Regions from separate parts of the Homo sapiens genome. Here region 1 is linked to region 2. A link is a contact called in ENCODE Hi-C or POLR2A ChIA-PET data. All regions are on one chromosome and are shown on one strand. Each heading gives the region's core, a stretch centred on a gene start or an enhancer-like site at or near the end of the contact. The rest is flanking DNA. Distances are from core to core; before and after follow the strand shown.

Region 1 (3,858 bases), core at 568-3,067, 330 kb before region 2:
GAGTTCCAGACCAGCCTGGGCAACATAGCAAAACCCTGTCTCTACTAAAAATACAAAAATTACCCAGGCATGGTAGCAGCAGCCTGTAATCCCAGCTACTCGGGAGGCTGAGGCAGGAGAATCGCTTGAACCTGGGAGGCGGAGGTTGCAGTGAGCCGAGATCGAGTCCCTGCACTCCATCCTGGGCCACAGAGCTACACTGTCTCAAAAAAAAAAAAAATTGTACAGATATATATACACACACACACATATAGAAAAATTATATAATTTTTCCTCCTCTCTCTATATACATATATATATAGATATATGTATACACACACACACACACACACAGAGGAAGGTATAGGTGTCAAACCTTTTTTTTTTTTTTTGAGACAGATTCTTGCTCTGTGGCCCAGGCTAGAGTGCAGTGGTGCGATCTTGGCTCACTGCAACCTCTGCCTCCCGGGTTCAAGGGATTCTCCTGCCTCAGCCTCCCGAGTAGCTGGGATTACAGGTGTGTGGCACCACATCCGTCTAATTTTTGTATTTTTAGTAGAGACAGGGTTTCACCATGTTGGCCAGACTGGTCTTGAACTCCTGACCTCAAGTGATCTGCCCGACGTGGCCTCTTAAAGTGCTAGGATTACAGGCGTGAGCCACTGAGCCCAGCCTAAATTCAATTATTAAACTCCTTGAGTTAATTAAAGGGTAGCCAGGTGCGGTGGCTCATGCCTGTAATCCCAGCACTTTCAGAGGCCGAGGCAGGAGGATCGCTTGAGCCCAGGAGTTCCAGACCAGCCTGGACAACATAGCGAGATCCTGACTCTACAAAAAACAGAAAAATTAGCCGGGCGTGGTGGCGCGTGTTTGTAGTCCCAGACACTCCTGAGGTTGAGGTGGGAGGATCACCTGAGCCCTCGGGAGGTCGAAGCTGCAGTGAGCGGAGATCGCACCGCTGCACTCCAGCCTGGGGGACAGTGAGGCGGTCTCAAAACAAAACAAAAACAAAAGGGGAGGGCGGGGGGAAGACTTAAAGACCCCTGAGCCAGGGCCATTATTATTTAACTTGGTCGGGTCTCTGAACCATTCGGAGGAAGCTTGGGTTTCTATCCTTCCCGACTGAGCCACAGACCTGAGTCTTGACTCCGGATAAATCACCCCAGACTGTTTTTCTGTCTGTGACACGGGAACGGCAGCTTCTGCCTCGCGAGGTGGAGAGAGAATGAGAAGCGCCGTGTGTGGCGCGCCTGACACGGTCAGCTCGCGGGTGGAGGCCCGGAGCAGAACGCCCTCGGGCGCCCGCTCTTGCAGCCGCACTGGAGACCGGGAATGGCTCCGGCCACGCCTCTGCCGACTGCGGCAACGCGAGGGACAGCTGGTCTCCGGGGTTGCAGCGTAACGCCCTCCTTCCCGGCCTCATCTTTCCTGACTGCATAACGGGCATACAGTGGGTTCCATGGCGCAAGGGAGCTGAAGAAGCCGCCCGCCCCCAGCTCGCCCGGGATCCTCACGCCCCTATAACGCCCCGAGGGGCCACGATGCTGCCCACAGCCCAGATCGCGAGTGCGGACCCTGCGGGAGGGTCTGGCCTAGATGCGAGTTTCCCGCCGCAGACCAGGCGAGGCCACGCGACATATCCCCTACCCGCTTACTGCAGGCCGCAGACGGAGACAGTGCAGCCCTGCGCACTGCTGAGGTTGCCCGAGGTCTCAGCCTCGGCGGGTCGGGAACACGCGGCGCGCGCCCGCGCCCCAACCGGAAGTCCGCCACCGGCCGCTCTAGCACGCGCAGGGCTGCGTCTGTGGCCTTAACCCTTCCCAAGGCTGCGCCGCCGGCCTTTGTCTCCGCGGAGCGTCACAAAGGTTGGAAGGGTCGCGGGGCCTCTGGGTGCCGAGCTGCAGATGCCTCCACTGCGAGCACAGCCCTGAGACAAGGGCCCAGGCGCCCAGCGGGGCTGGTTTCACTCAGTCCAGCCGCACCTACCCGTGCCCTCACCAGATCTTAAGATACAGACATTAAAACCTCCACCGGGCCGCGGCACAGGACAGCAGTTTTACTTTCTGTTTTTGGCATTGCATTGCCTCCATTTCCTAGAGTGCACGTAATAAATACCGCTGGTGATTCCAAAATATAAAGGTTGAAAATATTTACTTTACAAAAATTTGGTTCCCATACTGCTTTTAAGGCCATCCTCTGCACTTGGTTCCCGCTGCTCCTGATGTGGTTGAAAGATGGATGACCCCAAAGACGAGGAAAAGATTATTGGCTCCATTTTTTAGATGCGGCAGCCAGCTAAGGTCTAGACAGGGGAAGGGACTTGCCCCAAATCACAGTTAGAGCAAATCAGTCTGAATCAGGAATAACTCCATTCCTATCCCGCATCCTGCCCTTTCACTACGCCACAGCTGCCTGGCTGCCTGGAGGAACAAAGGAGGGCCGGGCAAGAACGCCATTACCAACTGCAAATCCACAGGCAAATGCAAGAGGACAGAAAGTAAGTTCTTGGGCTCTGCCCTTGTGCCGTACCCGGAGGGGTTCTGGGGTCACCAGCCAGGTGCATCCCTGCCTTCACAGCCATGCACAGCGACACCCAGTTAACTAATGGGGGGGATTATGCCACTTGCTGGGTATGCCTGTGCCACCAGTGCACTCACTCTGTGCCTGGGGAAATAACCACGGATGAATCTGGGGATCCCCTGGGCCCACTGTGAAATGGACCTGAGCTAAAACTCCATTGATCACAGGACCTCAGGGATCTTTTGGGTCTCGAGAACAGAATTGGATGCTACAGGAGAAATGTAACCAGAAAAGGATTAGGATTTTGCCAGTAGAGAAAGGGAGATGTGCTTGCTTTCATTCATTTATCATTAATGAGCACCTACTGTATGCCAGGCACCACACTAGGCCCTAGGAAGACAGAGATTATGAGACAGATGTGGCCTTATTCTAGCAGGGGAAGTGAGATGAAGGAGGTGAGAAAGAGGAAGTATAGTGACTAACCAGGGACCTGACCTAGTTTGAAGGTCAGGGAACCTTGGAGGAGGTGAAATCAAACCCAAAGCCTGAGATAAGAGAGAGAAGGGGAGGGTGGAGGGAAGGAAAGGGCTTCACAGACAGAGGGAACGGGAGTGCTAACAGCCTGGCCAGCTTCCTTGTGGTAGAAGTTCTATGCATGAGTTGGAAGAAAGCTTGGGGAAAGGGGCAGGAGAGGTGGGCAGGGGCCAAATCCAGCAGGGGCTTTTCTACCATAAGGAACTTGGTGGGAGAACTCCATGGGCAAAAACAGGTGTGGAAGGGACCAAGAAGCCCATGTGGCTGGAGGGCAGGACATGAGATGAAGATGACTAGAGCAGGGAGTGAGGAGGTGGAGAAGGTGAGCAGAGGCCAAGGCTGGGAGGCCTGAAATGCCTGGCCGCAAAACTCAGCCATTAGCCTGGAGGCCATGCAAGTGAACAGCAAGGAGGAGAGTGGAACACCAGGGAGCGGTAGGGATTGCGGGGACTGAAGGGCAGAGACTCCGCCCCCAGGGCAGTCAGTGTTCTGCACCCCCTACCCCCCTACCCCACCAACCTCCGCCCCATGACCACTCCAGGAGGCAAACTCAGTATCTCAGAATATCTGCTTTCAAGGGTAGCTGGAGTCCAGATTTCTTTTTTTATTTTTGGTAGAGACAGGATCTTGCTCTGTCGCGCAGGTTGAAGGGTAGCAACACATAGCTCACTGTAGCCTCAACTCCTAGGCTCAAGCAGTCCTCCTGCCTCAGCCTCCCAAAGTGCTGGGGTTACAGTGTGAGGCACGTCACCCGGCCTGAGTCCAGATTTTTTTTTTTTTTTTGAGACGGAGTCTCGCTCTTTCACCAGGCCCGAGTGCAGTGGC
Region 2 (3,923 bases), core at 83-2,582:
CTGAAGCATAGCTGAGCTCTGCACATGCCAGCAGGCTAGAAGCAGGAAAACACACAAGTTCAAGCTGGCTTTTCGTATATTGTGTATAAAAAGATCAGATTCAGGATGATTTGGTGGGATTGCCAGGGGCTGACCGGAGTGTTGCTGGGAAGGAGCCTCAGCTCCGCTCCAGGTCCTCCACCAGGTAGGACTGGGACTCCCTTAGGGCCTGGAGGAGCAAGTCCTTGCAGGTCCAGTTCCAGGCTGGTGTGAAACTGAAGAGCTTCCGCATCTTGCTTGGGTTGGTGGGCTCGGCCCGCACTGCCTGGTACTGCTCATCCGTCAGGACCTTCCCGTACAGAGCATCCAGCAGCCACTCAACGTTTGTGACCCTCGCGATAAGCGCAGCCCGGTGCTGGTCTATAAAGTGCAGGCCTGGGGGTGGGAGGAGAACATGAGCCAGCAGCCAGGGTGTGGGGCCTGTCCCTGCTGAACTTGAGTTCTTCAGGAATTCCTCTGCAAGCCTAGGGGCAGGGCTCCAGGGGGCGGCCACCAGGACCCCACATGCAGTGGGATGAGGGTAATATTGTCTCCCTTCCCCCGCAGGGTGTGGGTTGGTGGGTGGGGTGCGCAGGGTTGCCAAGCCGTGCCTGCCCTGCCCTGCCCTGCCCTGGTTGCGGGAGCACAGATGCAGGCTGTGCAGGAGTGCGGTGGGGCCGGGCTGGGTGTGGAGGCCTCACCTGGCTTGGCTGCCGACTGAGGAGGGGCCTGGATCCCAGCTGGCGCGGCTCCAGAGCCTGGAAGGATATGGGCCAAGTGATCCCCTTCCCTTCCCTTCCCGCCGTGGGGCCGGGGTCCCGTTGGTCGGTAGGCCAAGCGTGGGGAGCCTCCTTTCCGGTAGAGCAGCTTTGTTTAGGGGTAGGAGGAACAGAAAGCGGAAGAGCCCGCGGGGTAAGCGCTGGTGTGGGTGGAGGGGAAAGACGGGGTGGAGGGGAACGGGGGCGGCTCACCCTGGTGCGTGGCCGCCTGCAGCTGCCCGGCCATCTCCTGCAGGCCCATGTCGCGCAGCACGTTAGCGGTGAGCTCGGCGCCGTAGGTCTCCAGGTAGAAGCTGACCAGCTTGTCGGTGAGGTCCAAGGCGTCCATGGACAGCAGCGCGCCCCGCGGGATGCGCCCGTAGCCCTCGCGCAGCGGCACCGACAGCAGCTTCAGCTTGAACTTCTTGAGCTCCTCGGCGGTCAGGTTCTCCAGCGCATCCAGGATGGCGTCGCGCGCGCGCCCCATGGCTCCAGGATCCCCGGCCGCTGCCGCCGCTCACCCCGCTGCAGCCGCCGACCAGGAGGAAGTCGGCTCCGGGGCGGAACCTGGACTCCCCGCCTTCCTCCCACTCTGGTCTCCCGACTCCCCGCCCCGGTCCGTTGCCCTCCAGCAAAAGGCGCTTCCTTACTACACCCTTGGTCCCCTCCCACCCAGGCCTCTGGATTGGGGCCCCAGGCCGTCGGGGGACGCCAGGATCGCGCCCTCCAGCTGGCCTGCGAGGTGGGACCCGGGAGGGGGCCGCAGAGGGGCTCATGGGTGGCGCCTGCTTGTCTCTGGGCTTGCACCAGCGGGTACAGACCGGAAACCTGGGCTGGCTCTCACTGGGTTTATTGGAGCACCTAGGCTTAGAACCTCGGATTTCTAGAACCCCGAAACCTCCGCGGTTCCCCGAACCTTAGGATCCTCTCCCACATGTCGTAGAATCTTGGAATCATGACAGCTAGAAGCGTGAAGCTCCCTCAATTCCACATACTGGGGAAAAATGAGTTGTACAAAAGGGCAGAGAGTGCAAATCTCTCTGAGCTTCAGTTTCATTTTCTACGACATGGGGATAACCCTCCGGTGCTTATAAATATTCCAGCATAACATGGCCAACCCGATGGCTCCCGAAACCTTGCCAGATGCTTCCTAGGGGAGCCAGAATTTGATCCCAACACTGATTAAAAAAAAGAAAAAAGAAAGAGAGACAGCCTCCAGGAGATTAAAGACCATGAACTTGAAGCCATACAGTTCTTTGTTTGAATCCTGACTCTACTTCCCAAGGGGGATATTTGGAATCCTTTATTTTTCCCTCTCATCTGGGTTGTAACAATCACTGTTCCTTGTAGTCATACGACCCTGACATATTATACGTTTATATGCTTATTGGACATTCATCCCTCTCTAAAATGTGAGGCCTATGAGCATCGGAGACCTTAACTGTCTTATTCTTTGCTGAATTCCTAGCGTCAAGAATGTACCTGGAAATAGCTGTGTGTGGTGGAGGGCGCCTGTAATCCTAGCTACTAGGGCGGCTGAGGCATGAGAATCGCTTGAACCTCGGAGGCAGAGGCTACAGTGAGCCAAGATTGCACCACTGCACTCCAGCCTGGGTGACAGAGCTAGATTCCATCTGAAAAAAAAAAATGTATCTGGAACACATTAGGTGCTGAGTAAAGATTTGCTGAGTGAAGGAATGAATGAGGCTGTGATGCCTGCAGCATGTTGTATTCAAAAGCTTCCAGCATGGCTGGGTGCAGTGGCTCATCACGCATGTCATCTCAGTGCTTTGGGAGGCTGAGGCCGGAGGGTCACTTGAGCCCAGGAGGTTGAGGGTGCAGTGAGCTATGATTGTGCCACTGCACTCTGTGCCACTCGGCAACAGACACCTTGTCTCAAAAACAAACAAGACAACCAGGATGGGCCGGGCACGGTGACTCATGCCTGTAATCCCAGCATTTTGGGAGGGCGAGGTGGGTGATCAGGAGTTTGAGACCAGCCTGGCCAACAGAGTGAAACCCCATCTCTACTAAAAATACAAAAATTAGCCGGGCGTGGTGGCAGGTGCCTGTAATCCCAGCTACTGGGGAGGCTGAGGCAGGAGAATCGCCTGAACCCGTGAGGTGGAGGTTGCAGTGAGCTGAGATCACACCATTGCACTTCAGCCTGGGCAACAAGAGCGAAACTCCATCTCAAAACAGGAACAAAAACAAACAAACAAAAACCACGATGGGGAGCAGTGCTCTGCTACCCTGCTGAAAGCCTTTTTGTTGTTGTTGTTGTTGTTGTTTGTTTTTTCTTTTGAAGACAGGACCTCACTCTGTTGCCCAGGCTGGAGTACACCGGAGGGATTGTGGCTCACTGCAGCCTTGAACTCCTGGGCTCAAGCAATTCTCTCACCTCGGCCTCCTGAGTACCTGCGACTACAGTTGTGCCACCATGCCTGGCTAGTTTTTAAAATTTTTATAGAGAATGGGTTTCCCTATGTTGTTCAGGCTGGTCTCAAAGTCCTGGGCTCAGCAGTCCTCCTGCCTTGGCCTCCCAACATGCTAGGATTACAGGTGTGAGCCACTGTGCCTGGCCTTGCTCCCCATCCTTGTAGCATGTGGGCTGGGGTAAGCTGTGTGCCAACATCCTCACCATGGGTGGCACTTGTGGTCCAACAGCCAGTGTTCCTTGGCTCATGGATGTTTATCATGCCTTCTCACTGGCCTTTATCCTTCCAGAATCTCCATTTCCTTTTGTGCACTGTGGCCAGAAGGATACATCTTCCTAACCCACACATATGATCCTGCACCTGCCTGGCTCAGAGACCCCCTCATGACTCCCCAGTGCCCTCAAACTCAAGTCCCAAGCCCTTGGCTTGGCCTTCAAGGTCCTTGCCAACCTCTTCAGCTGCCCCTTCCAGCTTGCTGATCCGTGAACCTCCGCCCCTGTGGGAGCTGCTCTCTGCTTGGCCTCTTTTTCCTCCTGGTCTACTTGGTGAGTTCCTGCCTGTCTTCTGACGTTCATCAGGCATCACTTTTTCTTTTCTGCTTTTATTTTAGAGATGAGGTCTCACTCTGTTGCCCAAGCTGGAGTGCAGTGCGCAATCATAGCTCATTGTAGCCTCGAACTCCTGGGTTCCAGCGATCCTCCCACCTCAG

Evidence for each region. Hi-C counts contacts between places; a loop is a spot of excess contacts on that map. ChIA-PET counts read pairs that join two places held with the same protein, here RNA polymerase II (POLR2A). Pooled maps may share reads with other maps.
Region 1: a loop to region 2 is called in a map of naive thymus-derived CD4-positive, alpha-beta T cell, with 5 times the contacts of the local background. The contact joins the promoter of MIR762HG here to the promoter of PYCARD in region 2. A Hi-C loop is called at or near these places in 1 of 168 maps with a recorded cell type or tissue (naive thymus-derived CD4-positive, alpha-beta T cell) and 1 of 50 pooled maps. POLR2A ChIA-PET finds 5 or more read pairs at or near these places in 2 of 52 experiments (CD4-positive, alpha-beta memory T cell and CD8-positive, alpha-beta memory T cell).

What each region holds. Positions count from the first base shown.
Region 1 is chr16:30,873,643-30,877,500 of GRCh38, forward strand. It overlaps MIR762HG (MIR762 host gene), which reads left to right and starts at 1,818. Exons shown (of 3, transcript NR_110942.1): 1 at 1,818-1,844; 2 at 2,388-2,476. It overlaps MIR4519 (microRNA 4519), which reads right to left and starts at 1,681; the gene lies at 1,624-1,681. It also overlaps a transcript of BCL7C not described here. RefSeq lists enhancers at 346-1,101, 1,102-1,856, 1,391-1,650, 1,857-2,611, 1,921-2,130 and 1 more and a silencer at 2,531-2,590.
Region 2 is chr16:31,201,428-31,205,350 of GRCh38, forward strand. It overlaps PYCARD (PYD and CARD domain containing), which reads right to left and starts at 1,333. Exons shown (of 3, transcript NM_013258.5): 1 at 990-1,333; 2 at 720-776; 3 at 59-414. The coding sequence starts at 1,263. The coding sequence ends at 158. It overlaps PYCARD-AS1 (PYCARD antisense RNA 1), which reads left to right and starts at 458. Exons shown (of 2, transcript NR_102400.1): 1 at 458-559; 2 at 1,033-2,025. RefSeq lists enhancers at 164-794, 984-1,213 and a silencer at 1,324-1,683.